Linked DNA regions of Homo sapiens: region 2 is linked to region 1. A link is an interaction called in ENCODE POLR2A ChIA-PET data of the cell type or tissue named here. Cell type or tissue: OCI-LY7. All regions are shown on one strand. Each heading gives the region's core, and the rest is flanking DNA. Links, peaks and the distances in the headings are about the cores only. Region 1 overlaps HUNK (hormonally up-regulated Neu-associated kinase). Region 2 has its middle 40 kb from the start of HUNK.

Region 1 (16,677 bases), core at 4,359-12,358:
AAAATGTTGTCCCTCTAGTGGTTTCTTGGTTTCCCTGGCATATTTCTACAAAACACCGTCAAAAGAAGAAGGTGTTTGAGGTTGCTATTAGAATTTCTTCATGGACACATATAAATGTATGAAATTATTAGGATGGTCCATAAAGCTCTTTATATTGTTTGTAGGATATTGACACATGACTTGTGATTACTTTGCGTATGATTTGTGTGAACCCAAAAGATTATTCTCTGTAGCTCTTAAAATGTTCACTCTTTAGGAACACTCTTAAAGTGATCAACTAAAAAATGTTGTTGCTAGTAGCATGATGTCATGTGGATTAGTTGCCTATGGCTACCATAACAAAGTACTATAAACTGTGTGGCTTAGGGCCAGGCGCGGTGGCTCACACCTGTAATCCCAGCACTTTGGGAGGCCAAGGCAGGTGGATTGCTTGAGCTCAGGGGTTTGAGACAAGCCTGGGCAACATGGGGAGACCCTGTGTCTACAAAAATACAAAAATTACCCAGAAGTGGTGGCGAAGGCCTGTAGTCCCAGCTACTTTTGGGAGGCTGAAGTGGGAGGATCGCTTGAGCCTAGGAGGTGGAGGCTGCGGTGAGCCGAGATCACACCACTCACTCCAGCTGGGTTGACAGAGCAAGACCCTGTCTCAAAGAAACCAAAACAAAAAAAATTAGCAACAACAACAAAAAACTGTGTGGCTTCAACAATGGAAATTTATTGTCTCATTCTGGAGGCCAGAAGTCTAAGATCAAGGTGAGTTGGTTCCCTCCGAGGGCTGCAAGGAAAGGCTCTTTCCAGGCCTGTCTTCCAGCCTCTGATAGCCCCAGGCATTCCTGGCTTGAAGGGCATCCTCCCTCTGTCTTCACATCATCTTCCCTCTGTGCATGTCTGCCTCTTGTTCAAATTTTCCATTTAATAAAGACACAATCATGTTGGATTAGGGCCCACCATAATGACCTCATCTTAACTGGATCATCTGCAAAGACTCTATTTCCAAATAAGGCCACATTCACAGATGCTGGGAGTTAGGACTCCAGCATCTTTTGCGGGGACAGAATTGACTCATGACACCATGTTATTGTTTTTCTTATCCCATCTCATTAGCCGCAAAAAGGTCTTTGGACCCTGGAAGCAAAGAGCAAGAGACAGGCAAAGGCCAAGAGGACAGTGAAGGAGGTGGGGTGGTCAGGGCTAAAAGGTAGACTGCCCTGGGCATTGATGTTTCTTGGGCTTTGGGTGGAGGGTGCTGCCTGGACCTTCTAGGTAGCTTCATTGCCTCTGTTCCACCATGTTCTATCTTTCCGAGATGCTCACCTCCTCCCCTGCCCTGGGATGCTCATCATTGTTAAGTGCACTTGGGCTTATGGTTCATTGGCAGTTCTCTTGGAGAGAGAAAGAGGGAGGCTACGTGGAGTAGGGATGCATTGCAGAGATACGACAGTTATGCTGACATTCTGTTAAGGAAGACCTTAGACTCTGGAAACAGACTTGAGGTGCAAGACCCCCCGCTGGTCTGGCTTCCAGGAGAAGGCCGAGAGGTGAGTCACACAGGGCAGTATTTCTCAGTCTTATTTTTTAATCCATATACTCTGTAGTGAAACCCCACCTGGGCAAAACCATTTTATGTTTTGTGATTACCATTAGGACAAGCTTTATACTTTGTGGGTATTTATTTAATTTATTTTTGAGACGTAGTTTCGCTCTTGTTGCCCAGGCTGAAGTGCAATGGCGCGATCTCGGCTCACTGCAACCTCCGCCTCCCAGTTTCAAGTGATTCTCTTGCCTCAGCCTCCCGAGTAGCTGGGACTATAGGCATCCGCCACCATGCCTGGCTAATTTTTTGTATTTTTAGTAGAGACAGGGTTTCACCATGTTGGCCAGGCTGGTCTCAAACTCCTGGCGTCAAGTGATCTGCCCACCTCGGCTTCCCAAAGTGCTGGGATTACAAGCATGAGCCACCACGCCCGGCCGTGGATTTTTTATTAGGGCAAAAATAGGTGGACTGAATGTGCCTTTTTCAGCTCACTTTTCTTCTCGACCCTGGAGGACTCTCCCGTCTTTTGGTCACCCCTATGGAGAGGCCCTGCATTGAGCTTTGTTGTGGAGTGGGGTGGAACAGGGCAGGAGTGGGGTCCAAGCTTCTGGAAGTGTAAGGAGAGAGGATGATTAATGTCAGGCCAGCTCTGCTTGGAATGAGTTTGAGAAGTTTGAGAGAAAGGGCAGTGTCTACTGATGCTAGAAGACTGATATGAAAGCAAAGCTTTTAATATCCACAAAGCATCCGATCAATATGCCTAAATAGTTTGTTAGGCTCCTCTTAAGAAATACCATCTGTGAGCTTATTCTCTTTTATGGTTTAACGTTACAAACACTTGTAATGTATGTTATCGTGGAAACTGAATGATGATAAGCTGCTCTTAAGTTCCCACCCTCTTCCCTTGTTCTCGGTAGGTTTATGAGTATAAAAGGGGAAAAACTCATTCTGCACTTGGTGCCATGGAGGAAATGATTTAACAAGTCGAGGCTGGCAACGACTTCCTGCTGCACTGATTTTACTTAGATCTTCCCTTTTAACGTTCTCTATTAGTTTCCTGGGCTGCCATAACAAAGTACCATAAACTGGGTAGTGTCAAACAACAGAAATTTATTATCTCACAGTTCTGGAGGCCAGAAGTATGAAATCAAGGCGTTGGCAGAGCCATGCTCTCCCTGAATGCTGTAGGGGAGGAGAATCTTCTTTTCTTCCTAGCTCTGGTGGTTGCCTGCAGTCTTTGGCCTGCTTTGGCTTGTAGATGCCTCACTCCAGTCTCTGCCTGCAAATTCGCGTGACCTTTGCTGTGTGTGTGTGTCTGTGTTTCCTCTTGTTGTAAAGACATCAGCTCTATGGGATTAGGGACCCATCCTACTCCACTATGATCTTATCTTGACTAATTACATCTGCAATGACCCCATCTTCAAATAAGGTCACATTCTGAGGTACTGGTGGTTAGGACTTCAATGTATCTTTATGGGAAACCCAATTTAACCTATAATGTGTTCTAAACCAAACTCGTTGCCTTTGCCACTGACCAATCTGCCTCTTCTTCATTCCCTGCTACTCCTGCTCAGCACCATCTTGGTTCCTCCATCTTCTCAGTCCCTTTTGGGTTATTCAGCTCCTGTAAGTTACACCTCTGGCTGCTGTGTGTTTTTTTTTTTTAGACAGAGTTTCACTCTTGTCACCCAGGCTGGAGTTCAGTGGTGCGTTCTTGGCTCACTACAACCTCTGCCTCCCAGGTTCAAGCAATTCTCCTGCCTCAGCCTCCCACGTAGCTGGGATTACAGGTGCCTATCACCATGCCTAGCTAATTTCTTTTTAAATGGAGACGGAGTTTCACCATGTTGGCCAGGTTGGTCTTGAACTCCTGACCTCAAGTGATCCACCCTCCTTGGGCTCCCAAAGTGCTGGGATTACAGGCATGAGCCACTGCTCCCAGCCTCTGGCTGCTTTTTGATTTTTATCTCCTACTGAGTCCCTTTGACACAGTCTAGTTTAATCCTCGTTCATTCTCCCCATCCCCTGTTCCTCGCAGCATAATCCATCCTAATTGCCTAGAAATGAACTCTAATGAGTCCACAAACTCTCCAGGCCCACCCTCCTAGCTCCTTCCAGCCCCACTGAAATGCCACGTTAGTTCTTCCTGGAGCCTGCCCTCCTCTGCCCAGCTGGAGGTAGTTTCTCCCCGCTCTTTGTTCTGTCTCCATGTCACCTCTCTTACTCCATGCAACATCTTGAGCACAAGCAAGCGTGTGGTAGCTGCCTCCCAGGTTGCAGGATTATTTAGGCTAGAACCAGGTCTTAGTTACTGAAACACACACACACACACACACACACACACACACAAACTCTACTGTGCTCGTCATGATTTTTCACGAATAGTGGGTACTTTGACAGACTCGGTAGAATGCAGGTCTCCATGTGGAAGCTCTGGCTACAATTCTGAGGTTTTGTCATGGTCCAAAGGTCTCCTCTTCGAGTCTGGCTCTCTTAACAACAGCACTCTACTACAGAGCCCTGCGCGTGCAGTGATACCTGAGTTAATCAGTACTCTGGAAGTAAGCCTTTATCCAGAGTCAGCCTTGGGTTTATCGTGTTTATTGTTTAACTTTCTGATGGACTGGACACGGAGTGGTTGGGAAGAATTTCCCAGGGTAGTTTCAGTATGGATCAGATGCCTGTAGCCCTTGAGTACTGCATTCGTTTCCTGGGGCTGCCATGACAAAGTGTCCACAGACCTTAGAACAACGGAAACTGTCTCACGGTAACCCAGAAGGAGCTGGAAGTTCAAAATCAAGTTGCACCCTCTGAGGGCTTTGGGGAAGGGTCTCTTCCAGGCCCCTCTCCCAGCTTCTGGCACTTCCGTGGCTACTGGCAGCACGACTCCAGCCTTCCCATGGCATTCTCTGTGTGTCTCTGTGTCCAAATTTCTCCTTTTTATAAGGACGCCAGTCATATTGGATTAGGGTACACACAAATAATGTCGTCTTAATTAATTACATCTGCAATGACCTGATTTCCAAACAAGGTCACCTTCTGAGCTGCTGGGGGTTAGGACTTCAGCATGAAATTTGTTGGGGGACACATAACAAACACATAACAGGTTCTCAGCTTGAGTTCTTCTGTAGAGTCTGGGGTGTGTCTGCTGGGTGACTTGGTTGGTCACTGAGGTTTGCAGAGGGTAGAGATACACCCTCAGTGGTGAGTAGAAGGGTGTGACCATCTTCACCTGTACTGTCCCCCTCTAGGCCCTGGGAAAGCAACTCCCGGTTTGTACACCTGGCTTTTAATGCATTGCCAGGAGTTCTCTGATGTGGAGGCCTTGGCTTGGTGGCAGGAATGATGAGCTTGGGCTGAGCAGGCAGCCTGTGTCACCTCTGCTTGACAGGCCACAGAGATTGGCAGGCCGCCTCAGAGGGAGCTTTGAAGTCTCAAAGTTAAGGACCCAGGGCCAGTCACATCTGTATTTAGCTAATGTTTAAACTTGTAGCTCACCTGTTCTGTTTCTCACCTATACTGTTTCTCCCTCTGCAAACTAAACTATGATGCTCAGGTGTAGTAAGGCTACTTCTGTATGCCAGGAGAGCATAGGTTGTCTTGCGAGGATGTCCATGGTGTAGAGATATGGGAATTATGCTTTTAAAGTGACAAATTTGGAGAGTAAGATGTTTTTGTTTTTCTTTGGTCACATTGAACTACTACCTGATTTAGGTGTTCACAATGATCAAATAACCCACTGGGTTATTTGAGGCCCAGCTCAGGCCTCAACCAGGTCATACCACCCCTCTAGATGGCAAGGGGCTACTTAGCTGTCGGTTGAGAGTCACATCCATGCCTGACCATGTCCCAGCTGGACAGACTGTGGGCAAGTTTCCCCTCTGTAAAAAGGCATAGGTGTAGACCACAGTCATGAAGCCATATAAACCTCCAACTGGGACTAGTTTCATTGAATAAGCACTTGATAAGCAAGACCCTGCAAAACACTGTACATGCTTCATGTAACTCCCACAAGCCCTACGAGGAAGAATATGCCATTATTTCCCCTTTTTACAGAGGGGAAACTTTTGGTTCACACAGATTAAGAAAGTTGGCCACGGCCGGGCGCGGTGGCTCACACCTGTAATCCCAGCACTTTGGGAGGCCAAGGCAGGTGGATCACCTGAGGTTGGGAGTTCGAGAGCAGCCTGACCAACATGGAGAAACCCCATCTCTACTAAACATACAAAATTAGCCAGGCGTGGTGGCGCATGCCTGGAATCCCAGCTACTCAGGAGGCTGAGGCAGGAGAATCACTTGAACCTGGGAGACGGAGGTTGCGGTGAGCCAAGATCGTGCCATTGCACTCCAGCCTGGGCAACAAAAGCAAAACTCTATCTCCAAAAAAAAAAATCTTCTTCCTCGTAGGGCTTGTGGGAGTTACATGAAGCATGTATAGTGTTTCGTAGGGTCTTGCTGGTCAAGTGCTTATTCAATGAAACTAGTCCCAGTTGGAGGTTTATATGGCTTCATGCTGTGGTCCACACATAGGCCTTTTTGTTTTCACACCATGAAATTTACAGAGAAATGGCGATTGTCCAAAGAGCTCATCAATTGCATGCTTATTGACAGCTAAACTAGTTAATTTAGGCCACTAAATGGATCTCCCAGCCATTGGAATATTTACTAAGCTTAAGTTAATCAGACAGTTGCCTACATTTATTTATTGATTTTCTAGACCATGGAGATCCGCCCTGTGTGCTGCTTAATTATAAGCTCTCACACTATTAATCTTTTCTTTATGTAATGATAAAATGTGTTTAATATAATGAGATTAACACTACTGATCCACTTTTGAAAATGTGATCATGATCAAAGTGTCTAATTTTACTTTTTTTTTCTCGGTGCGGGAGAGAGGTGGAATTTGCAACCAATAAATCTTGATTCGATGAAAGCCACATTAAACTCTTTCTAACATGATTTTAACATAACAAAGCTCCATTAATGTTGATGAAAGCAATGGATAACTTATGCTTGACCCAAATTCAGAGCATGGGGCCCAGTGGGATAGAAAATCATAAACTGAGAATAATAACTCCAATCACAGCTACCCCTCCACCACAAATCAAAAAAGATATCTCAGAATTTAAAATGTATTTTCATAATGATTAGTTCTTGTAAGTGGAAAACATCCCTTTGAAGTCGATGATATTCTGCTCTCTAGAAATAATTCTTTTATTGAACTTGACTATATAAATATTCATGGTGCTGCGTGTGTATATTTCATATTGTTTCATTAGTTACTTTTTAGTCATTGGAATAGTAAAAAATGTTCGCTAGGTACTAAAAATACTGTGGAGTTGAAAATAATTTTCATTCTTGGCCACACAGATTAATTTACTCTTGCCAAAAAAAAAATTACCTTTACAGCTAGGCGGTTGACTAAATGATGAATAAGAAGTCTATATTTTAAAAGAATTTTGAAAGTTAGTGTCCTGGATAGAACAGAAATGTTTGTGTTTCAGTCTTGGAATTGTCTGTGTGACTCTAGGCAAGTCCCCAAACCTCTATTAAATAAAATTTACCCCTCCGTTAACGGAAACAAAAGTAAAACCCCCAATTGTTCCTTCAGTGATCACAGTTTCAAAAGGACTGTGCTATTTCTGCATGTTCACAAGATGAGACCCAGAAGATTTTGGAGAAAGTAAGAGGAATGTTTTAAGTTAGTTTTTCTAAAACGTCCTCAGGTTGTATCTAATGGGATCAACAGTATTGGTTGAAAGTCATTAGTTTCTTCTTTTTGTTTTCTGATAGCTGATTTAGATGATGTTACTCTTCAGTCGTGATGCTGTTTAAGAAAACTAAACAAAATCAACTAAAGAAATAGCCCACTTGCTGGTAGCTGTGAATTTCTCATCCAGTAGTTACAGTTACTGCAAGAGTTTAAGTACCTCTTCATGGAGGTATTTTGAGTTCCCCTTTTCCTGTAAGCTAAGCAATTAGTCTCGGTTCTCCATCTAGTATACAAATCATGGCTATTCACCACAAAAGATTGGCCTTTTATGTTCAAATATTGAAATCCCAGGAGATTTTGACATGTATTTTGCTTCAGGAAATCTTTTTGGGTCTACTCTTCGGGCCCCTTCTGTCTCTGTTTACATGTTGCTAAACTTTAAATGGTTGAACAAATGGTAAAGAGTAGAAACTACATTTATCTGATGTTTCCTAAACTTTATGCCTCACTGAAAGCAGCTGAGAAAATGAAAATCCAAGGTGACTAATGCAAATAAAAAGATGGTGACCTCTTTTTGCAAAGATAAGCAAGAAGTAGAGATGTCTCCAAAGATGCCAGCGATAGGCTTATTTGCAGAAAAGTTAATAGCTTAAAATCGTATTTAGAAAGTCATAAGCTGGGAAAACATGTGACAGAGAGAAAAGGAACTCAAAGTATCAGGTTTGCTTGGAGATGTCTTGGGATTGTTGGCGTTTCCTTGAGTCATGTTGCTTCCTCTCCGGAGTTTCCGTGGGTCTTCCGTGTTTTAGATCTATTTCTTTTTTCCTTAGTTCTAGAATTCGTGATAAATTTTACTGGTGTTATGGGCTGAATTGTGTCCCACCCCCAAATTCACATGTTGAAGCCTTAACTCCTAGTACCATAGAATGTGATTCGATTTGGAGATAGTCTTTAAACAGATAGTTGAGCGGGATGTGGTGGCTCATGCCTGTAATCCTAGCACTTTGGGAGGCCAAGGTGAACGGATCACCTGAGGTCAGGAGTTTGAGACCAGCCTGGCCTCAAACCCTGTCTGTACTAAAAATAGTAGCCAGCACGGTGGTGCACACCTGTAATCCCAGCTACTCGGGAGGCTGAGATGGGAGAATTGCTTGAACCCGGGAGGCAGAGGTTGCAGTGAGCCAAGATTGCACCACTGCACTCCAGCCTGGGCAACAGAGTGAGACTGTGTCTAAAAAAAAAAAAAAGAGGTAGTTGAGTTAAAGTGAGGTCCTGTGGGTGGGCCTCGATCCAATCTAATTGGTGTCTTTATAAGAAGAGGAAATTTGGACACGGACACATAGGGAAGACCGCATGAAGACACAAGGAGATGATAAATGGGGTAATAGGAAATAGATTATTAGTTAATTTCACCTGTTACTTTTTAAAGCCACCTACAAGCCTAGGAGAGAGGCTCCAGACGTAACCAGTCCTGCTCACACCTTGATCTCAGACTTGTATCCTTTCAAAATTGTAAGACAGTAAGCCACACAGTCGGTGATACTTTGTTGTGACAGCCCTAGCAAACAAACACACTGGGAGATAGTAATTAAAATGGTTGAAAGAGCAAAATGTATTGAAAAAGAAAAAGGAGTCAAGGCCGGCATCTTATGATCTCCATGTCGTTCTTCCCACCATGTGCACACGTGTGTGCAAACCTGCGCCCACCTCCCACTGAGCTCCCTGTTATCTGCTTATGGATTCCTGGCCCTTCCTGAGAGCCATTATCTGCTGTCAGTGGAAGCAGAGCATTCATTATTCCCAGCCAGTGCAGGGAGGCCAGGAGGATTTATGGAGTCATTGCAGGAACACAAATTCTGCTTTGTACAGACGGACACCATAAACGCACATGAATAAATCAGGGCAGAGTGGAAAAAAGACCTACTTTTCCCTTTCTCATGAACACAGGCATGGGGGCTAGCCCCGATGTTTAGTGTGTGATTTAGTGGGGGAGGAAGGAAGCCTCGTGTTCTCATAGCATAGAGAAGCCATCTGCAGAGGTTTATTGAGGACCTCCTGTGAATGGGTCACTAGCGGGCCTGGGGCTGGGAGGAGCTGTGATAAGGATTCCTGTGTTCAGTTTAGTGTACGACTGTTATTTTAATTTTTTTTTTTCCTGGAGCTGCTGTGTCTCTCCCTCCCCTGGGTTTTTGCACTGCTGCCCCTGCCATGCACTGGCTTGCTTTGATATTTCCCCTTAGCATCATCTGCATCTATTAGCTATATCTTAATTCCACTGTGTTGTTATTATTGTTGGCTCAGTTTTAGCTACAATTAATGGATGGTCACTATGTGCAAGCACTTTCCATTATTTACCTTGGCCACCATTATTATCCCCGGCTTACTGATGAATAGTCGGAGGCATACCGAGGTTAAGTTTTTTGCCTAGGATTTCTCAGTGCTGGGACTCTGACCTCAGCTGGGTTCCAAAAGGCATGATTTAATTCTCATTACAAATGTGGGTGACTGGTAATCTCATATGCACTTTGCAGATGAGAAAACAGAGCATTTCTTCCTTCCTTCATTCTCCAGATTTTGTGGTTGCCGTTGTTGTTTGTTTAATTGTTTTTGAGAGAGAATCTCGCTCTGTCGCCCAGGCTGGAATGCAGTGGCACGATCTCAGCTCACTGCAACCTCTGCCTCCCGGGCTCAGGCTCCTGCCTCAGCCTCCCAAGTAGCTGGGACCACAGATGTGTGCCATCATAAATGGCTAATGTTTGTATTTTTTGTAGAGATGGAGCTTCACCATGTTGCCCAGGCTGGTCTTGAACTCCTGGGCTCAAGCGATCCGCCTACCTCAGCCTCCTAAAGTGCTGGGATTACAGGTGTAAGCCACTGCACCTGGCCCAGACTTTGTGTTTTGAGTGCTAGGTCTCAGGCAGGCAGTCAGCTGGTCCGTGGGCTCAGAGGGTGTGTGGTTTGCCCAAAGCCAGACAGCCAGAACTTCCCTGTCCCTTACAGTTGCCTCTCACCACATGTAGCTGTTGAACACTTGAAATGTGCCTGGTCTGGCCCGGTGTGGTGGCTCACACCTGTAATCCCAGCACTTTGGGAGGCCAAGGTGGGTGGATCACCTGAGGTCAGGAGTTCGAGACCAGCCTGGCCAACATGGTGAAGCTCCGGCTCTACTAAAAATAGAAAAATTAGCCTGGTGTGGTGGCAGGCACCTGTAATCCCAGCTACTTGGGAGGCTGAGGCAGGAGAATTTCTTTCTTGGGAGGCAGAGGTTGAAGTGAGCTGAGATCTCGTCATTGCACTCCAGCCTGGGCAACAAGAGTGAAACTCCATCTCAAAAACAAACAAACAGAAAAAATGTGCTTTGTCCGAACTGAGATGTGCTCCAATTGTAAAACACACACCAGATCTCAAGACGTCATAGTATGAAAAAAAAATGCAAAATATCTCCTTAAGAATTTCAAAATATTGGTCACATGCTGAGATGATAATATTTTAGATAAATGGGGTTATAGGAAATAGAGTGTTAGTTAATTTCACCTGTGTCCTTTTACGTACTGTGGCTACTAGGAAATGTAACATGACTTATGTGGCTTACAGATCTTGGTTGGATGGCACTGGACATGTGGCTGAGGCGAGGATGTCTCCTGTGGATTCTCTTGTGCCATTCTGAGATTGCTCAGAGGTACCGGTTGTTCCCTCTGAACCAAGAGTGATAGTGCCCAGGTGGGGACCATTGATGAGTTGGACATGTGAGAAGCAGGGAGCCAGCACGGGGCATACCTGGAAGATATAAAAAGTAGAGAGGAGTCACAACCACGTGAACATATTTCACACCTCTGATCTGTGCACTTAAAAGTGGTGAGGATGGGCCGGGCGTGCTGGCTCACACCTGTAATCCCAGCACTCTGGGAGGCCGAGGCAGGCGGATCACTTGAGGTCAGGAGTTTGAGACCAGCCTGGCCAACATGGAGAAACCTTGTCTCTACTAAAAATACAAAAATTAGCCAGGCGTGGTGGTGGGCACCTGTAGTCCCAGCTACTAGGGAGGCTGAGGTGGGAGGATCACTTGAACCCGGGAGACGGAGGTTGCAGTGAGCTGAGATCGCGCCACTGCAACTCCAGCCTGGGTGACAGAGCGAGTCTCCATCTCAAAAGAAAAAAAAAATGGTGAGGACAGTAACTTTTATTTAGGTGTTTTTACCGCAATAAAAAAATTTTTTTTAAATGAACAAAAACTTAAGGAGTATGTGTCTCACTATGACTATTGTATAAAAGCATTTAAAGAATGAAAATTTTATTTGACCATAGGCAATTGGGCTAAACAAAAATTGATAGAATGTAAGCTAGTCAAAATAAACTTTGTTCCAAGAAAAAAAAAGTGGAGAGGGAGGTGTGGGTGGGAGTGGGGGCGTGCTGGCAGCAGATCATGAAGGACTTTCAACTTCTCATCGAGGAATCTGGACTTTATTTAGACGATGACCGTAACTGTCTTTAGAAAGAAGACTGTGGGGCCTCAGCGCGTGAAAGTGCTGAAAGCCGGGAGGGTGGGGGAGTGCTAGGGGCCTGTAAGGAGGCTGGCCAGGGCAGGGTGGTGGCCAGGAAGGAACCTTTCGGAGGAGACTTGGCAATCCATCGTAGGGGAGGGGCAAGGGGAAAGGGGATGAACCGGTCGGGCAACAGGTGGGGAGAAGGCAGGCCTCAGCGAGGAGGAACGGTTGTGAATGTGTGACTTTTGAAAGGCAGGGAGGGAGAGTGGGGTGCAGGCTGCCCACCACGTCGGGGTGTCCAGCTGGGATTCTCAGCAAGTTCCCCGTCATGGCTGGCGAGGGGTGGTTGTGCATAACCAGCCCATTGTTTTTTGGATCCCGTGGATCTGTTTGCTTTTAGATTATGTCATTTGAGGCTTCCTCTCTGTTGTTGCGGAGTTACACTCTGGATGATTAAAGATGGGGCAGAGTTGGAAGAGACTGGGAACAGACAGGGCTACTGGGGAATGGGAGTGTCTGAGGATTTAAGACCATTGGGTGTTCAGGGTTTTTTTTGCCAATATATTTATCAGTTGTGTTTCAGGAGTTAAATATTTTGGGGCATACCAAGATGAATCACACACGGTCTCAAAAAACTTGTAAACTGGGCCCTTTTGACACTTTTCCAAACCAAAGAGACAGGATGCTAGCATTACCTGTTTTAACAATACTCATCTCCCCTTAAGATTCCCGAGTTTTGTGCACTGTAAGTGGGCAGCACTCCGGAGGGACTGAGGGTTAATTTTATCCTTGTGGATAATAAATGCATCTTGGACAAAGGAAGAACACATATTTTAACTAAGTAGCAGCCTTCTGATAAGAATTCCAGCAATTGCACAAGCCCCACCGTTGTCTGTACAGCCCAGCAATTCTACCTTGCTATCTCAATATTCTCCGTTTTGCATTCCTCTCTTGCAGGAACCAGTTTCTAGTCTCTCACCAGCAGGATACGTTTCCAGGGTGATCTGCTTACTGAATTGGGGCTGGAGCCCAGGCGCAGAGGATCCCCGGGAAAGTGGCTTGAGAACTCCCCTGGGTGGGCGTGGGAGGGTTTCCCAGCCCTGCGTTGGGAGCTGCCATTGTTTTTTCCTTAGTCTTGCTTTTTGCCTTTGCCCAGCACCTGGTTCTGTTAGCATCGCCAAGATCAGTCCTAATGAGCTTTGTTGTTTAAACTGGGGAAGGAAACTTTTTCCCTCAACAAAAAGGCGAATTTTAGCTCAGCAGCAGGAGGGTGGCCAGTGGGGAGCCAGGGGTCAGAGGCAGTTGAGCCCTGCTACATAAATAGCAGCAATTAATGGGCCCCTGTAAAAGACAGGGATGTGTGTGTTTGCTGTCTAGCATCGTTTCTCTGCAAATCGGAGCAACACTGAAATTAATTATAAAGCCAGCAAAGGCTATTTTCTGCTTTCTGTTAAATAAGTATTGTCCACACAGGAGCACGTTCCACTCGGATGCATTTACCCACATCGTTTCTTTGGAAGATGGCGTGAAACCAATTTATTTTCAAAACTCCCCACTGGGTCATGCTAATCACCACAGTTTTCAGCCCTTTTATGCGGAATTCAGGCTTGGGCTGGAGCCGGGAGCCGGGAGCCCTCAGGCCCTTGTCATTTCCTTCATTGCTCTGGGGGCTTTCCCTTTGCCCACCCTGCCCAAATCATTTCCTCCAGTGCTGTCAACCAGGTTTGAATTTTTATGATGAGATTTACAAAGCAAGCCATTCTGTTATTACTAATAACCATCATAAAGGTTTCATAAAGGTTCTGCTTTGGTTTGCTGGGGCTAGTACAGTAAATAACACAGACCTGGGGGGCCTTCAACAACAGACATTGATGTTGTCTGAGTTCTGCAGGCTGGAAACCTGAGATCAAGGGGTCAGTAGGTTTGGTTTCTCCTGAGGCCTCCTCTCCTTGGCTGACTGAAGGCTGCCCTCCCACTGTGTCTTCGCACAGACATCCTCTGTATTCTCATCCCTGGTGTCTCTCTCTTCGTATCAAGACACCAGTCCTGTTGGATTAGGGCATCACCCTCATGTCCTCATTTAACCTTATTTCCCTGTTTAAAGGCCCTGTTTCCAAATACAGCCATCTTTCTGTATCTGCAGGGATTGGTTTCAGGATATCCTTTTTTTTTTTTTTTTGAGACTGAGTCTCACTCCATCACTCAGGCTGGAGTACAATGGCGCGATCTCGGCTCACCGCAACCTCTGCCTCCCAGGTTCAAGTGATTGTTGTGCCTCAGCCTCCCAAGTAGCTGGGATTACAGGCATGCGCCACCACGCCTGACTAATTTTTGTATTTTTAATAGAAACGGGGTTTTGCCATGTTAGCCAGGCTGGTCTCGAACTCCCAACCTCAGGTGATCTGCCTGCCTCTGCCTCCCAAAGTGCTGGGCAGGATCTCCTTCTGATACCAGAGTCCAAGGATGCTCAAGTTCTTGATAACAAATAGTGTCATATTTGCATATATCCTATACATATCCTCCTGTATATTTTAAATCATCCCCACCTTACTTAGAATACCTAATGCAATGCCTACACATCACTTCATTCACGTGGATTCAACTTAGCACTTGGCATGCGGCAAATTCAAGTTTTGCCTATTGGAACTTTGTGAATTATTTTCCCCAACATTTCTGATCTGAGGTTGGAACCCATGGAAGGTCAACTGTACAATCACATTGGGGCTGGAATTTTGGGGGAGGACACGACTTAGCCCATAACAGATTCTGAAATAGTTAATAGATTCTTCTTCTTCCAACTGCACGTGGATTCATTCATTCAAGAAATACTCATTGAGCGCCGCCTGTGTGCGGGGGCTGTTCTGGATGTGGTAAGCATGTCAGTGAGGGACCATCTCTTCCCTTCTGGGGCTTCTAAGCGTCAGGCAGATTCCATGCTCACTCAGTTCTGTGGGACTTCAGAGGTGATAAGTGCTATGGAACAAATAGCCTCGGGGCACAGGGGTTGTGAGCTCCAGATGATGTGGTTATAAGTGGGTGAGTCAGGGAAGCTTCTCTGAGAGCTGACATTTCGTCAGGATCTTAGAGGTTGAGGGAGTGCTATGTGGCCAAGATCCCCAGGAGGGAACACCCCTGTTTCTGCTGCTGAGGAACAACGAGGAGGCGGGTCAAGCCGAGGGAGCCGTGGGCTGCCTGATGGGAGTGGCGCAGGCATCCTCATGACGTGGATTCTTTCCTTTGGGAGCCACGGGGAGCCTGGGTGTGTTTTCATGGTCCTCACTTTTGGGTAGCCTTCCTGTCCCTCTAGATTCGCTGCTCTGGAGAAGGTGACAGCTCAGACAAGTTTGGGAGAGAGATGGGGTGCCTACCAAGGGGACCACCCAGAATTAGACATTGGCATGTCAGGAATTTTAGGGGGGCGTGTGGGGGCTGGTGGTGAAGAATGAGGGTCCTTCTGTCATGGATCGCCTGCTGTAATGCTGCGCCTGTGAGGTCTCCCCACCACCCCTTCTCCCCATGTCCTGTCCCCAATTCTTAGTCACACTTTTAGGAAGTGAGAAACCATTTTCTGCAGCAGGAAAAGGCTGGACGGCAAGCAGGGACGATAGTCACTGCCTTGGGCTCAGCGCGGATCCTAAATTTCTGTTTCTGTTGGGACTTTCCCAGAGCTGCTCGGTCTCCTCGTACCTACTTTCTAGCATTGGCATTTGGCGTCAGTTGTACGGCTGCTGTCTACCCCAAATTGGAATCTGGAAGAAACACCTGGGATTGGGGTTGGCCGTGGCCATGCATCTGTCCTTCCCCCACCGTTCCTCCCTCCCCATCTTCTTTCCAGGTCCATGCTGGCCCTGTTGTTATCCAGGGCATGCTGATGGAGCTCCTTCCAGGTTCCTGACGCGGTGCTGGACACTGGACACGCCAGGTTCAGTCATTTTTGAAATGACCGAGGGTTTGGTGCCTGGAAGGGGGTTCTGAAAGTGTTCTAGGAAAAGAATGGGCCTGGCCTTGAAAAAGGGTGAGAAGGAGCCAAAAGGGCTGATCCCAGCAGGGGTCTGGAGATGGGAGAATTTCTTGTGGTGACGAAGGAAAACCTATTGTAGCCTAGTGAGTTACAGGGGAAAATAGGGTTAGGAGATTGTGAATGCCTCGGTCGGGGGAGGAGAGGGGTAGAGTTGTAATTAGGCTGGTTGGGGAAGCCTCTCTGAGAAGGGGACATTTCTCTTTTTTTGTTCGAGATAGGGCCTCACTCTGTCTCCCAGGCTGGAGTGCAGTGGTGTGATCACGGCTCACTGCAGCGTCAACCTCCCAGGGTCAAGCCCTTTTCCCACGTCAGCCTCTCAAGGAGCTGGGAACACAGGCCTGCACCACCACAGCTGGCTAAGTTTTTGTATTTGTTTGGTAGAGACGGGGTTTCACTGTGTGGCCCAGACTGGTTTGGAACTCCTGGGCTCAAGCCATCTGCCTGGGGGACATTTCTCACACAGAGGTCTGTCGACTCTGCATCACGATCGCACACAAGCTGAAACGGTGTCCACAGATAGCACTCATATTTGATTTAAATGATTTTAATGTTTGAAGGGAAGGCACTGGTCTGCCTACATTGTAATTGGGAAATCTGAGGGCTGAAGTCGTGGGATTTCCCAAGGCAGTAGTAGAGATGGCCAAGAACTTATACTGGCCTCCTGTAGTGCCCTGGTGGGATTTTCCACACATGCATTCATTTATTCATTGATTCCCTCTTTCCCTTGCTCCCATGAGCCCAGCACTGTCCTAGGGTGCTGGGAGGTCAGACACCATTCCTACTTTCATGGAAAGTACAGTGGAGGGTATCATAGCAGCTAAGCGTGTGTGTGATGGGTGTGACAGCTGGAGAGGCCCGGAGTGACCCCAGCCAGTCTGGATGGGGAAGCAAACTGTAACCTGAGGCCAGTGGCGGGTGGGAATTG
Region 2 (16,677 bases), core at 5,312-13,311, 71 kb before region 1:
AATGGGCAAAAGATTTGAACAGACAGTTCACCAGAAAGATATACGGATATATGGATAAGCACGTGAGAAGATGCTCAACATCTTTAGTCATTAAGGAAATGCAAATTAAAACCAGTATGAGGTACCATTACACACTTATTACAATGGCTAAAATTAAAGAGACCTGTCATGCCAAGTGATGATGTTGTGAAGCAGCTGAAACTCATATGCACTACTGTGGAAATGTCAAATGGTGCAACTACTTTGGAAAACAGTTTGGCAGTTTCTTAAAAGTTAAAAATATCTCTACCACCAGTCATTCCAGCCTTACACATTTACCCAAAAGAGATGAAAGCATGTGTCCATACAAAGACTTGAATATGAATATTAATGTCAGCTGTATTTGTAATAGACCTAAACTGTAAACAACTGAAAGGTCCATGAACAGATAAATGGATAAACAAATTGTGTATAGTCATACATTAGAATATTACTGCACAATAAAAAGAAAAGGAAAGGAGTATTGAATTGATGCATGCAACAACATGGATGAATCTCTAAATAACTATGTAAGTGACAGAAGCCAGCTGAAATAGTACATACTGACTGCTACTAATTTTTATAAAATTCTAGAAAGGCTAATCTATGTTGACAGAAGGCTCTTTAATGGATTGAGTGGGATGGGATGGAGAGAGAAAAGGAGGCACACAGAAAATTTGGAGGTAATGAATGTATTCATTATCCATGATTGCTTCTGGTGCTATTTTCATGTATGGTTACATATGTCAACATGTCAAATTACACACTTTAAATATATACAGTGCATTGTATTATAACTCAGTACCATTCTGTTGTTGGGAAATAATCATAGGTACCATAAAAATTTACTTGTAAGGATGGTCATAGCAGAAATATTTATACTAGCATGAAAAAAATCAGAGCAGATCAAACACCCAATAATAAAAGGATATAAAGTATTTGTCTATCATAAAAATAAGTATTATGTATTTAGATAATATGAGATTTGTGATGAACTTCTGCGGATACAGGAGAAGGCACACAACATGTTAATGAAGAAAAGCAGGTTATAAAACCTTGAAATGGAATCCCAATTTAACCACCTTCTCCCCCTCACACCCACCTGTAGATAAAATTCTTGAAGGAAATGTACTACGTTGTCTATAGGCAGTAATATTATGCGTGGCTCTTATATTCTTATTTGTTCTTTTATCTCCTCCTATTTTCCAAATCTTTTTTTAAAAAAACACACAATTAACATTTTTACCCAGGAAATAACACTTTTTTTTTTTAAAGACAAAGAATTACCCAGATTGGTGACAATATTGACTCAAAACCATCAACTGGATGTTTGCTCCTGTCTACGGCTGGGTTCCTGCTTGTTCATTATGTCTGCCGTAGGTTACATTTTTGGTCACAGTGATTTGTTCCCTCTCTGTAGGTGGAGGATGTAGGCATTCTTAGCCATGTGACTTGCTTTAGCTAGCACAATGTTAGCAAACATGATGGAGGCCACACTGGAGCAAAATGCTTCAGATGTTGTTGTCTGGTTTGGCTTGGCCACTTCCTTCTGCAAGAGAAAGGCAAGATGTCTTCTCAGAATTGTTAGCTTAAAAATTACACAATGTGGCCAGGCGTGGTGGCTCATGCCTGTAATTCCAGCACTCTGGGAGGCTGAGGCAGGCAGATCATCTGAGGTCAGGAGTTCGAGACCAGCCTGGCCAACATGGTGAAACCCCCGTCTCTATTAAAGATACAAAAAATTAGATGGGAGTGGTGGCACATCCCTGTAATCCCAGCTACTTGGGAGGCTGAGGTAGGAGGATCGCTTGAACCTGGAAGGCGGAGGTTGCAGTGAGCTGAGATTGTACCACTGCACTCCAGCCTGGGCAACAGAGTGAGACTCTATCTCAAAACAAACAAACAAACAAGACAAAATAATTACATAATTTGTATATTTAGAAAAAGGAGAGCATTATTTCATATCAAGGTCATATCCTACAAGGTGGCCGTTCTCACAGGTTGGAGAGAGGAGTCTCCTGTTGAAGCTATTAGCAGGAACTTCAAGGAAAAGAGAGGAAAGACAGGAGTGTAAGCTGAATAGGTTGGGCTTATATACATATTCAACAGGATATAGGAGGAGCTATGAATATTCATGAAAGGGGGTTGTACACATGCATGACAAGCACACATGTGTTCCAAGTGACCCATGTTCACTTTGGGGTGGAGACTCAACATTTCCATGTATGACTGTTAGGCCCTGTATGTCAAAAGGTGAAGTGGGCACTCAGTGTGCAGCCTCTGTAAACTGGCTGGAACCAGTCCATACACAGCGGTCGTCTTATCAGGAGAAAGTTATTGAAATCTGTCCCTTGTCCACTCAAAGCTGTAGTTACGGCTTGTGGAACAGGGGGTTATTTAGTCAGCATCTAGAGGAGGATGAGCTGTAATTGTTTTAATATTGCTTATCTAAATAAGCCAGTGCTTATTTAACTGCTAAAGACAAAGAAAAACCTTGTGGTAGTTAGAACATGCTGTATTCTTTAAGTGGAGGCTATGTGACTTAACCTTGCCTCTCATGGCCTTAGGTTCTGTTTACAAATTGGCATCCCATTGCCACAAATAGTCTGTTCTTATGTCTTATCATCTATATTTTAACATAATTGACTGTCAGCATTGTGTCTAAACTGAAAAAGGGGCTGCGTGTGGTGGCTCACGCCTATAATCCCCCAGCACGTTGGGAGGCTGAGGCAGGGGAATTGCTTGAGCTCAGGAACTTGAGACCAGCCTGAGCAACATAGCAAGACCCCATCTCTACAAAAAAATTTAAAAATTAGCTGGGCATGGTGGTGCACACTTGTAGCCCAGCTACTTGGAAAGCTGAGAGAGGAGAATTGCTGGAGCCCCAGAGCTAGAGGCTGCAGTGAGCTATGATTGTGCCACTGCAGTCCAGCCTGGGTGGAAGAGTGAGACCCTGTTTCAAACCACAAGAACAACGACAACAAAACTGTAAAAGGTAAGGGGCATCATGAGGCATGTCTGACCTCCCATCCCATCATGGCTAAGAACTCAGTTTTTAAGGTTTCTTGGCCAAAGGGGGATCCATTAAGTTGGTTGGAAGGCTTAGGATTTTATTTCTGGCTTACAGAATGAAGGGGTTGTTCCTTAACCTTGGGGCCCAAAGTGAAAAGATATACAGAGGCAACCTGAAGACATTCTGACCCCTGGAGCAAAGCCACAGCTGACCTGCTGCCTTCATGTAACCAAAACGAGAAATTGAGGTTTGATGTGGAAGCCTCTGAGATTTTAGAATTGCTTGTAATCCAGCAATACATTTTTCTATTATAGATGATAACATCTCATAAGGCATAGCACAGCAGTGTGTTTACTACAAAATCTTGAATCTGGGTTAAGAGCATGCCCTAGGTTCCATGCCGTGGGGTAAAGGTGAATGGGTGAATGGGTGAGGACTTAGGGGTGGTGTTAAAAAATTCAGGAAGATGCCTCTAAAAGGCACTATTATGGGAGAAGGCAAATATTATGGGAAATGGGGTAGTAGGATGAGAGAATGGGGTGAGATGGTAGAGATGGAAAAAAGCGCATGGGAAAGGCATAATGCAAACTTGCATGCAGGCCTGGACAAGATGGAGAAAGAGGGGAAGATGCAGAGGAAGGAAGGCCCATGTAGTTCAAGAATAGTGCAGAAATGCTTTTCTCAGCCACCACTAGTGTCCTTTCTCTTCTTAAAAATGATGCTGGCATTACTTCTTTCTCAAGTGCACTTCTCACCTCATTTCCTTAGCTAGGAAGTGGAAAGTACTCCAATGTGGGTTTTGATGAAAGTGTCTGCGGCCCCAGCTGCTGGATGCACCATGCTGCCCGTATTTCTTCCTTTCCAAACAAGGGCTTCCTTTTAGATTGTGATATGGTTTGGCTGTGTCCCCACCCAAAACTCATCTTGACTTATAGCTCCCATAATTCCCACGTGTTGTGGGAGGGACCCAGTGGGAGGTAATTAAATCATGGGGGTGGGTTATTCCCATGCTGTTCTCATGATAGTGAATAAGTCTCTCGAGATCTGATGGTTTTATAAGGGGAAACCTCTTTCACTTGGCTCTCATTCTGTCTTGTCTGCTGCCATGTAAGACGTGCCTTTCGCCTTTCACCTTCCACCATGATTGTGAGGCCTCCCCAGTCACATGGAACTGTGAGTCCATTAAACCTCTTTTTACTTACAGATTACATAGCCTCAGTATGCCTTTATCAGCAGTGTGAAAACAAACTAATACAGGTTGTCTTGTGTACATGGCTTTTTCTGGGCACTTGCATTTGAATTTTCCTTTTTTCTTAACCTAGGGGTTTCCAAATCTTGGGTCTACTCTTTCCTCTTCTATGTACATAATTTCTCACAGGGAATATACCAGCATCTTCAGCTTTGTATACAACACCTTTCTTCCTTCCTTGGGGAGAGTGAATAATTTGATGTCATCAACCCAAGACACTTCATTGAACATGGAGATGTAGGTGGCAATAATTTAAATTCATACCTAATAACCAGCTTGCCTTTTTTATACTTTAAAGACTTTTTTTCCAAAAGAAAAAAATCTAATTATGCACAAGAGCAATTCACTCAGAATTAATTCACTAGGAATTAAATTGAAAAAAAAAGGTAAGGATGTTAACAATCCTTTAAAAAATAATTCAAATTAGAAACACTAATTATAGGAACTCCTTTATATAACATGAAACACAGTTCTCTGAGGCATGGTGAAGAGGGCTGGCTGTAAAGCAAACTCTCAGAGAACAAAGTTTCTGATTTATGGAGGAATTTGTTTGAACAAGGAATGCAATTTCCTTTGAGGAGTTACTGCTCAGATCTGTGATCACTGTCTGATCGTTTCTGGGGAGACCACAGGACATAGCATGACCGACATTTTATTCTGGGATCAGAGCCTAAGGGCTCACCATCTTGAACTTAGGAAGTCAGAAAGGAAAGAAGTCAAATGTTTGGGTGGCCCCTCTAATCACAGCCTTCAGCTTTCTCGCAGAACAGGAGCACGCAGCGGGTGATAAGAGTGAGATTTCTGTCTGGGGGTGTCTCACCCAAAGCTTTTGTTCTTTGCATTTCAGCAAGTTTTCTTGAGGACAGGCAAGGATTGGGATCTGAGGGCCATTTTTCTGACTCCTTATTAAGGTTTTATTTGGGCCTGGCGCAGGCCCAAATAAAGGTCAGGAGTTGAAGACCAGCTTGGGCAACGTGGTGAAACCCATCTCCACTAAAAATACAAAAATTAGCCAGGTGCGGTGGTGCACATCTGTAATCTCAGCTACTTGAGAGGCTGAGGCATGAGAATCGCTTGAACCTGGGAGGTAGAGGTTGCAGTGAGCTGAGATCACGCCACTGCCCTCCAGCCTGGGTGATAGAGCGAGACTCCAACTCAAGAAACAAAAAAGGTTATATTTGCCAATTACTAAGCCAAAGGGCACAATCAAAGTGATAAATAGTGCTTTTCAAACTATTGGGTTGTGTCCCAGTTTTTGGATTGTGAAATCAAATTAGCACAACTGAATATGTAATTTTGAAAAACAGAATAGAATAGAAAATGCCAGACTGCATTGGATACATGCATAAGGAGTGCTATGGGCTGAATCATATCCCCACAAATTCATATGTTGGAGTCCTAACCCCCGGTAGCTCAGAATATGACCTTATTTGGAGATAGAGTTTTTTAAAGAGGTAATTAAGGTCAAATAAGGTTATTAGGGTGGACCCTATTCCAATATAACTGGTATCTTTATAAGAAAGGGAGATTAAGACACAAACGCCCACTGAGGGAAGACCATGTGAGGACACAGGGAGAAGACAACCATCTACAATCCAAGGAAAGAGGCTTCAGAAGGAACCACCCTTGCTGACACCTTGATCTTGGACTTCTGGCCTCCAGAACTGTGAGACAATAACTTTCTGTTGTTTGAGCCACCTGGTCTGTGATGCTTTGTTATGGAAGCCTGAGCAAACTAATACAAGGGGTAAGTATTATTTTGTGGAAACTTAATTTTGATTTTACATACACACATATACACACACTCATGCACACACACACATTCTTAAGATTTATAGCCTAAAATGATTGAAAAATACTGGGTGGGAGTGAGCCCACAATGTTTCCATATTCAGGGAGCAACCAGAGAGATGGTTTGCACTCATCCAGGTGAGGACAGTGAAGACAGGAAGTAAACTCTCACCATCAGAGCAAGCAAGGGCTGCCTGTTTATCCCTCAGTAGAAAGAGAAGCCTTGACTTGGCAGAGGGAAATCTCCTATCCCCGTATGTGAAATTCAGTGTTTCCTGTTTCGCCAGGGCCAAAAAAAAAAAAAAAAAAAAAATTGTGTGTTAGAGCAACAATCTCTAAATGAAAATTATTCATATTGATTTTTAAAAGGGGAGCAACTTATTACACAGTGAATTCCAGTTCCATTTGGAATTCACCCAAGAGCCTAGAAGAAAGCAAGAAAGTTTACGAGTCAGTGAGCCTAAGTGTCTTAAAATTCATGCCCTGAAGTTCACCTTTATTCGCAGGAAAACTCCTCTGGCTCTCATTCAGTCTCTTTATTCTTATTTTAGACCCTAATAGTTTAAAAAGAAGTATTATTTTAAATTTAAAACATGTGAAAAGCTATTGTATTTGTTGGCCAAAATCCGGGGTGGAGTCTTTCCTTTAATTCCAGTGAATTCTTGGGGATGGGATAAATGTTGTAGGATGTCTGCAGACATAGATTCTTCAAAGAGTCATTTTGCTCTCTCTTTATTTTCATTCAGAAATTATAATACATCTTTTAGTCTGGGCGCGGTGGCTTACGCCTGTTATCCCAGCACTTTGGGAGGCCGAGGCGGGCGGATCACTTGAGGTCCAGAGTTCGAGACCAGCCTGGCTAGCATGGTGAAACCCCATTTCTAGCAAAAATAAAAAAATTAGCAGGGTGTGGTGGCATGTGCCTGTAATCCCAGCTATTCAGGAGGCTGAGGAAGGAGAATTGCCTGAACCTGAGAGGCGGAGGTTGCAGTGAGCTGAGATCATGACATTGCACTCCAGCCTGGGCGGCAAGAGTGAAATTCCATCTCAGAAAAATACATCTTTTAGCTATAATCACACAGATCTGTGCTCTGTTGGTGAGATCATTTATGCTTGCATGAGTCTAAGCAACACAAGAGCCACCAACTTGTAGGGGACCCTGAAACTGGGATCTGCTCAGGAGGGGAAAGTGCTGGAACTTTCAGGGCCTCTCTTGGGGCAAATGTGACTGACAGCTACAGCATTTAATCACATCTCCATGACTAGGCCTGCCCCTTTTTGGTCTTTGGGATAGATTTCTTGCACAGGCTTTGCAAGCCTCTATGTGTTGAATTTCTTGCAGTGCTGTGGAATTTCTCTCTCTGAACCAGGTATGTGCGGTTCTTATTCCTTAAATACAACATCTGTCTGTGTTAATTTGTTCTTTTGTCCCCCCAGAATGAGAAGGGGGAATTATAAATGGTGAGGAGAAGTAGCACTAGGCTTTTAAAGGGGAATTTGGCCCAGCGTCTCTCAGAATAAACAACCAGAATTCTAGCATCCTCATTCTACCATATTAATTTGACATATTTCACACATACCGAGCAGTCTGATTCCCTAGTTCACAGCAGACTGGAACAGTAAATTGGAAAATCGAGCATGCTGACAAGAGCAAAGACAACAGCTACTGGAATAATCAGAAGAGTGACGACCAAAATATTACAGCTAGACTTAACAACCTGAGAAGGCATCTCCTGGGGCCATTTAGTGCAGGAAGAACCCACCCTGCATACCTCGGTAGCCACTGAGGGCACGATGGTGTTTCAGACCCAATGACACCTTTGAGTAATCAAGAAGGAAAGCCATGACGCCACTGAGTAATGCCAAAGACTCTCTACTTGGCCAAACTTCAGTCAGGCTCCTCCAAGTCCTCTTTTCAACTAGGCTTCGGCCTTGGCCACTGTTCTTGCCAGGCCTGCCTAGCTCAGTTGTAGCAAGAATCCCGCTAAGTCCATTTAGACAGAGTCCCCCTACCCTTGCTATCTTACCACCCTGGGCTGCCTTCAGCAAGCATCCTGTTAAGTCAGTTTAGAGAGTCCTCATACCCCTGATGTCTCCTCGTAGTAATTTCCCTTCCACTGACCTTCTCCCCTGCTCACTGGCTATAAATCCCCAGATGTCTTTGCTATATTTGGTGATGAGCCTAATCTCCTTCCTCTATTGCAGTAGTTTTGACACAAATTGCAATAATCCCAAATAAAGTCTTCCTTACCATTTTAACAAGTGTCAGAATAATTTTTTTCTTCAGTAGTAATCAAGAACATAAACTCATTGCAGTAGTTTCAATGCAGATGTTTCAGCTATTTGCTGTCCCAGTTCCAGGAAATTTAGGCACTAGCTCCTGCCCATTTTCCTCAGGATAGCACAAACCTGAAAGAAGAGCTAAGATAATTATTATTTTACTTGGTTTTTCCAAAGGCAAGGGTGTGTAAGTTGTTGACAAGAGTCCCCAGTTGAACCTAGCCCACACCTGTTTGGCTTGTGTCTTGCTCTTGTGTAGAGCTGTGTCCCCAGAAGGGATGCCTTTTTTTTAATCTTTGCAGAAGCACTATCAGTTCACCAAAGTGTGCACCTGTTGGGCCCATTCCCCTGCAGGGTTGCATTTAAACACCAGTTCAAGATGTGTTTTGGAAAAATAGTCAAAACACAAAGGAATGGGTAAGACAGGGCAAAAGATTAATTTGCTCAAACACATTCAGTATCAAATCGACTGTAACTAAAAGAACAATAACTATCTGCAAGTTGAGTCATCTACCTGCAGGGCAGTGCTTCTCAAATCTCAGTGTGCATCAGAATCACCTGGAGGGGCAGATTCCTAGGTTAAACCTCAGCTTTCACTGAATTCAGTTGCACTAGACTGGGGCCCTGGGATCTGTGTTTTAAATAAGTACTTATGTGATTTAGGTGTTCGAGGCTCTTGGACCACACTTTGGAAATCACTGTCTGGAAAGACTGTGGGATCCACTTAGGGAAAAAAAAACCTCTGCTCTTTTGGTCTATGGGAATACCCTAGTAGGCAGATTTTGGTTGTCCACCTCTGTGGCTAGAGTTTGGAAGAAGTGATGTGAGCAAAGACAGTACTGCATTGTTATGTGTGATCAAGCAATAAGAATCTAGAATTGCTAGAACTTCTTCTTCTTCTTCCTCTTCTTCTCCTCCTTCTTCTTTCTTCGACAAGGTCTTGCTCTGCTACCCAGGCTGGAGGCAGTGGCATGATCATAGCTCATTGCAGCCTTGAACTCCTGGGCTCAAGTGATTCTCCTGCCCCGGTCTCTCTAAGTGTTGGGATTATAGGCATGAGCCATTATGCCCAGCCTAGAAGCTTCTTAAAAGTGGAAGAGGCTCTCTCATGAGAGAGGAGGAGCCCAGTGAACTGGTAGGAGGCCAGAGCCAGGGGAAAAGATGGGCTGAGAAAAGTTCCCAGTGGTGGGAGTAAACAAGAAACTTTTCAGAACTGTGATGTTGCCTATTTAAGTTGTTTGCCATTATAAATCATAATGCCCTTCAATGGCCCTCCAATCCCCAGTAAATCTGTTATACAAACTGGTCTTGGACCAGAAGTGGGTGAGGAGGTGATGGGTCTGCGGAGAGGGTGCACAGAGAGGGAACTGAGAGCCTTAGTTGGGAGGCAGGAAGGCAGGGAAGCTGGCTGAAGCAAGCCCCAGTCAAAGTGGGGAGCAACACACCCACACCCTCTTTCTCGCCAGAGGTACTAAAGCAGTGGTGTCTTACCATTTCTGCTCAGGCACCTCTATCAGTAAAGAAAAATTTTGGACATGGACACTATATTCCATTGTATGGAATTGATTGATTCTACATTAAGTTTGCTCAATGCAAGGATCATGAGGATGAAGACCTTTATGATGACCCACTTCCACTTGATGAGTAGTAAATATATGTTCTCTTTCTTTTGATTTCCATAACATTTTCTTTTCTCTAACTTACTTTATTTTAAGAATACAGTGTCTAATACATAGAACATACAAAATTAGTATTAACCAACTGCTTATTTTATTGGTAAGGCTTTCAGTCAACATAGGCTACTGGTAGTGAAGTTTTTGGGGAGTGAAAGTTATACACAGATTTTAGACTGCACGACGGGGTCAGCCCTCCTAACCTCCACATTATTCAAGGATGAACCTTATAACTATATAACACATATAATATGCATGCTACTGTACTAATGTATTATTGACATTACAAAAAATAGGGTAAAAATAAGAAATCAGCATAAAAGTTCTAATAATGTACTTTTGTACTCCAGTCAACTGAGTTGAGTAGCCATGGAGCACATGGGCTCTACATAGAAAAGCCTGATCTTATCCTAAGCGAACTAACACAGCCACAGAAAACCAAATACTGCATGTTCTCAGCTATAAGTGGGAGCTAAACATTGAGAACACGTGGACACAAAGAAGGGACAACAGACACCGGGGCCTGTTTGAGGGTGGAAAGTGGGAGGAGAGAGAAGATAAAAAAACTACCTGCTTGGTACTATGCGTCTTACCAGGTGATGCAATAATCTGTACACAAAACCCCAGTGGTATGCAATTTACCTATACAACAAACCTGCACCTACTAGGCACATGTACCCTGAACCTAAAATAAAAGTTAAAAAAACCATAAACACATTAATTAATTAATTAATTAATTAAGAAGAAAATAGGGGAAGGACAGCCCTTACTGTTATATGAATAGGGCCTGTTTAGTCAGCAGACACTTGGATTACTCAGCTACCCAAACTGAGAAGGGTTCCATGATTAGACTCAATTTTGGGGTCAAACCATGGTGCTTTTTGTGCTTCTCAAACATTGGTCTGTAGATCTTCTGTCAGAAAGAAAGCCCATGAGAAATATACCTCAATGATAACTAATCATGCTCATGAATTAAAAGGGAGGGAAAAACCCCAGTAACTTCCTCAGGGCAGCAACCTTAAGACACTCCATTCTTGTAGCTAAGCATTAGCTCGGAGCTCTTGATCAGGAATCCTTGGATTCTCATGAAGACAAGAGCAGGACATCAAGAGAGGTGGCTGATATGGTTAGGCTTTGTGTTCTATAGGCTTTGTGTTCCCAGCCAAATCTCATCTTGAATTGTAATCCCCAGGTGTTGAGAGACCCCAGGTGGGAAGTGGCTGGATCATGGAGGTGGCTTCCACGCTGCTGTTCTCGTGATAGTGAGGGAGATCTCATGAAATGTGATGGTTTTATAAATGCCAGTTTCCCCTGGGCTCTTCTGTCTTTCCTGCCACCTTGTGAAGAAGTTACTTGCTTCTCCTTTGCCTTCCGCCATGATTGTAAGTTTCCTGAGGTCTCCCCAGCCATGTGGAACTGTGAGTCAATTAAACCTCTTTTGTTTATAAATTACCCAGTTTCAGATACTATCTCTATAGCAGTGCAAGAATGGACTAATACAGTGCCCACACCGAAAGGTTGGAGGTGATACCTTTTACCAGGGCTCTGGGTCCCAGCTTTTGGGGACCTTGCTTTTGTTTGTTTGCTTATATTTATTTTATTGCGGTAAAATATATATAACATAAAATTATCCATTTTAACCATTTTAAAGTGTCGTTAAGTGCACTCACAATGTTGTGCAACTGTTACACTATCTATCTGGTTCTAAAACTTTTTCATCACCTTAAACAGAACTTCTTAAACAGAAATACGGAAGTTCTTTTTGTGTCTGGCTTATTTCACTCAGCGTAATGTTTTCAAGGTTCGATTATGTTGTAGCATGTGTCAGAACTTCATTCCTTTCTTTGGCTCAATAATATTTCATTGTATGAATAAACCATATCGTGTTTATCCATTCATCTGTTGATGAACACGGGTTGTTTCTTCTACCTTTTGACTATTATGAATAATGCTGCAATGACCACTGGTGTACACGTATCTGGTTGAGTCACTGTTGCCACTTCTTTTGGGTAAGGAATGGGATTGCTGTGTCATATGGTAATTCTATGTTTAGTTTTTTGAGGAACCACTAAACTGTTTTCCACAAAGACTGCACCATTTTACATCCCTACCAGTAAGTATGAAAGTTCCAGTTTCTTTACCTGCTCTACAATATTTGTTCATTTCAATTTTTAAAAATGGCAGCCATCCTATTAGGTGTGAAGTGGTATCTCATTGTGGTTTTAGTGCGCATTTCCCTAATGACTAATGACACTGAGCATCTTTTATGTGCTTATTAACCATTTATGTAACTTCTTTGGAGAAATGTATATTCAAGTCCTTTGCACGTGTTTTAATTCAGTTGTTTGTCTTTTTGTTGTTGACTTACAGGATTTCTTTATATAGTCTGGATACTAAACCCTTGTGAGATAAGTAATTTGCAAATATTTTCTCCCATTCTGTTGGCTGTCTTTTCACTTTCTTGATAATGTTCTTTGATGAACAAAAGTTTCAAATTTTGATCAAGTCTAGTTTATTTATATTTTCTTTTGTGGCTTGTGTTTCTGGTGCCATATCTAAGATGCCATTGCCAAATTCAAGGGCTCAGAAATGTACCTTTATATTTCCTTTGAGGAGTTTTATTGTTTTAGCTGTTATATTTAGGTCATTGATCTATTTTGAGTTAGCTTTTTTATATGGTGTAAGATAAGGGTCCAACTTCAATTCATTCTTTTACATGTGAAAATTCAGTTGTCCCAGCACCATCTGTTGAAGAGACTGTTATTTTCCTATTGAATGGTCTTGGCATCCTTGTCAAAAATCAATTGGCCATATATGCATGGATTTATTTTTGGACTCTTAATTCTTTTCCATTGGTCTATATGTCTACCCTTATGCCAGTACCACATTGCTTTGATTACTTTTGTTTTAGAAGTAAGTTTTGAAATTGGGACTTGAGCCCTCTGATTTTGTTCTTTTTTTTTTCAAGATTATTTTAGCTATCCAGAGCCCCCTTGGAATTCCATATAAATGTGAGGATCAGTTTTTCTATTTTTGCAAAACAGTTTGTTGCAATTTTGACAGGGACTGCTTGGAATCTGTAGATCACTTTGGGTACAACTCTGTTTTTTTTTTTTTTTCCTGGACTATTAGAATTATTGGGAAGGCTTCTTACCTGGTTCCAGAGGTGCTAACCTTGAATCTCCTTAGCCAGGAGGCTTAATAACTTCTCAACACTCTGTACATGGTGAGGTTGGAGCAGGGAAATCAGTCAGAATGTTCATTGCCTATCTTTTCTCCCAGAGCTGGCTGAACACAACATTCAAAATACCAACACATCTCTCTTGCATTTGTTCCAGCCTGGAGACCACACTTTAGAACCCACTGTCTTAGTGGGTTGATGAATCAGCATCCAATTGAGGAACTGAAATTGGACCAGCTGGGTGTTTAGAGGCTCAGTTGGAAAGCAGACACTGAACTAGCTCTTAGATTTCCAGTAAGTTTTCCCCTTTTGTTAATGTACTTTATCACTTTTGTAGTTAAATATATTTTGCAGCTCATATATATACACACATATATATATGTGTGTGTGTGTATATATATATAGCCTATATATACATATATATGTATATATAGGCTATATATATATATAGGCTAGGAATGCATTCAGTTGCATGTAACAGAAGATTTATTTTTTCACACAACGAGAAGTCCAAAGGTAGGTGGCTCTTGGCATTAGTTCAGGCACTCAAAGATCTCAGGGCTGGCATCCTTGCAGTACTTTTTGTCTTTCTCTCACGATCTCAAGATGGCTTCACCACGCCAAATATCACATCTACATTCATAACAGGAAAGGGTGGGAGAAGCACCCCAGAGCTTATATTGAGAAGACAGAAGCTTTCCAGGAAGCCCTAGAAGACTTTCCATTATCTTTTGTTAATTAGAATTGTATCCCATGGCTCTCTGTAGGTGAAAAGGAACTGGAACCTTAGGGAATAGGATTGTCATGATTGGCTTTAACCAATCCTGATCCATTGCCTGAAGCTGAGCACATTACCTTCCTAAATAAAATTGGAATTTTGTTGGCAAGGAATAAGGAGCAGCAAGATATCAGTGTACTGCTTAGGTATATACACTTATATGGTTATTTTATTATCTATTTTCTTAAGCAGTTTCTACCTCTGAGGGCCTGTTCTCATCCCTGCTATTCTAAGAATATAGAATAACCAGAAATTGTCTCGTCCTATCTATTTTTCCATTTGGGCCTGGATGGTGGCTTGGTGCCTGGTGAAGTAGAGATGGCAGGATGTGGCCTTAGGCTATAAGCAAATGTGAGCAGGCTTACAGGCGCTGTGTCTTTAAGGCCCCGAGTTCACACTATTCATGATATGTTTCCTAATTATTTCCTTTAAATGTTGAAAGTGCTTTCTTTTCTTGCCCTTTAGGGGGAAAAACCAAGTTTCAAAAAAAGCATCCCATCAATGATTCAATCAAAGAAATGTCATTAATGAGAAGAGAGAAAAAAAAGTCCTCCAACATTGTATTTGGGTAGATTTCAACAGTTAATTTGTATTTCAAAATGTGAATGTAAATTAAAAGGCTAAATACTTGAAAGTCAAAAGTATTCCTTATTTGACATTAAAGTCAGCGAATTGATCATATTTGCTGAATGTAGTTAGTAAAAAGTGCTAATTTATGGCTAAGTAATTAAACAGGGAGACAGATGGAGAATCAAATGAGTTTTCTTCACATTCAAATTTGCATACTGTTTCTGATGGTGCATACGCTTATTGCTCTGTGTGGTGCCCTCCAGTATTAGAAGAACATAGAGAGCTATTTATGTCAGCTTTGCTCAAGCAACCCCAAAGAAAGAAAAGGGGAATTATATCAAGTCCTAGACTTAGATAAAATACAGAGCTCAGTTAGATGTTCTCTTCTGTTTCTCGCTCATTCATCATTTTTGCTTCCATGTCATAGTGGGTAGAATAGGCAACTGTCAAATAGTGGAATTTTCTCCTTTCTCCATTGTATCATGGAAAACGCCATGGCGTGGGAATCAGAAGATGGTCTAATTTTAGCTTTCTCAGTAACTAGTTGTGTGACATTGGACAATTCTGTTCTCTCCAGTCTTAGTTGCCTCATTTGACATTTGAGTTTAATGTTGCCTAGGTTATTTCTAAGCAGTATGGCACAGTGGAGAAAGCAAGGACTCTAATTTTGATCTTGGATCAGCCACCTACCAGCTGAGTGATCTTGGATAACTTAGTTTAACCACTGTGTGCTACAGGTTCTTATTAGCAAAATGAGGATGTTTGGTGATCATTTTATGCAAAGCCCTTAGAACAGTGCCTGGAATATAAGCACCTCTCGATGTTAGCTGTTTTGTTTGTTATCTCTAAGATTCCTTCGTGTGCAAAGACTCCTCGAGTCTGTGTTAAAACATGAAGGAAGGTGACTTAATGACAGCTAATCTAGCTTGCTTGCACCCTGTGTCAGACTTGCAATTTCTAGAAATTACCATCAGAGATAATTTAACTATCAGGACCCTATTTGTACTCCCTTGATGATGTCACCAGAGGGAAAGATTTCAATGCCTTCCAGGCCATGCCAGTGCTCATACCCACTAGGGTGGTACTAGCTGGGGGAAGTGGTCCATCAGCCAATGCTGTGCTCAGAGTTGTTTTTATAGTTGCTGGTAGAACTTGCAGAAGGGAACCGTGACTCTCTCCCCCATCTCCCATGCCTTCAGTTCAACAGAAAGGACCTGGAAGTCAATATCCCTTGCACTGGCATTAAGAGATACAACTCTGGCTTTGCCACCTGCTCTCTACTTCCGCCTGAGCACTGCTCCAGCTGCACAGAGCTTGCTCCGAGCTCCAGGCTCCTGCTAAGCTAGCACCACCGTCGACTCCCTCCAGCTGCCTTCATGATTACCTACCGAGATCTCATCAGCCACAAAGAGGTATCCTCTGACTTTTACAAAGATCCTGGAGATCAGGGACAGGCTGTGCCTTGAGATGGAGGGGAAAAAGGTCAGTAGGACAGAGGGTAACATCAAAGACTTGCCCATTAGTGAGAATGCCTCCACTGAAGACCCCTAGGGTAAAGGTACAGAAAGCACAGTATTTGATGCTGTTGTTATCATCATGAAACATCACTCGCCAGAAACCAGCTCCGCAAAAGAAGCCTACAGGAAATACATCAAAAATTACGTGAGAAGAGTCAAAGGCAAACGTGAAGAACAGAGACCGTAAAAAGTAAAATCTTTTATGACAGACTGCAGAACAAATCAAGCACATCCTTGCTAATTTCAAAAACTACCAGTTCATTATTTGTGAGGACATGAATCCAGATGGCATGCTGGCTCTATTGGACTACCAGGAAGATGACGTGACCCCATATATGATTTTCTTTAAGGATGATTTAGAAATGGAAAAATGTTAACAGATTTGGCAATTGCTTTGATCTATCACCTGTCATTATAACTGGCTGCCACTTGTCATCCACACAACACCATTGAAGACAAATGGGACTGATGTCACTTTGAGCACTTTATTTTGACCATGATTTATCTGGAGTAGAGGCATTGTTTTTGAGGAAAAAAAAAACCATAGCATATATAGGTTGTCTAAAAATAAAATACATTTAAAGTTAAAAAAATACAACTCTGTGAC

The links. Peaks named below come from ENCODE experiments on the same cell type or tissue, not always from the same donor. Only the 100,000 strongest peaks of a DNase experiment are listed, where the experiment ranks them.
Region 2: POLR2A ChIA-PET joins it to region 1 with 5 read pairs; 2 of 35 experiments call an interaction of 5 or more read pairs at or near these places.

Annotation. Positions count from the first base shown.
Region 1 is chr21:31,896,597-31,913,273 of GRCh38, forward strand. The region is part of intron 1 of HUNK (hormonally up-regulated Neu-associated kinase); the gene reads left to right. Among named protein-coding and RNA genes, the nearest start is that of HUNK, 32 kb to the left of the region's middle. RefSeq lists enhancers at 11,433-11,966, 16,061-16,677. In OCI-LY7, for the core only: no CTCF peak of the experiment used is centred there; a DNase peak (open chromatin) is centred at 7,485.
Region 2 is chr21:31,824,412-31,841,088 of GRCh38, forward strand. It overlaps the pseudogene TPT1P1. Among named protein-coding and RNA genes, the nearest start is that of HUNK, 40 kb to the right of the region's middle. RefSeq lists a silencer at 3,710-3,897. In OCI-LY7, for the core only: no CTCF peak of the experiment used is centred there; no DNase peak of the experiment used is centred there.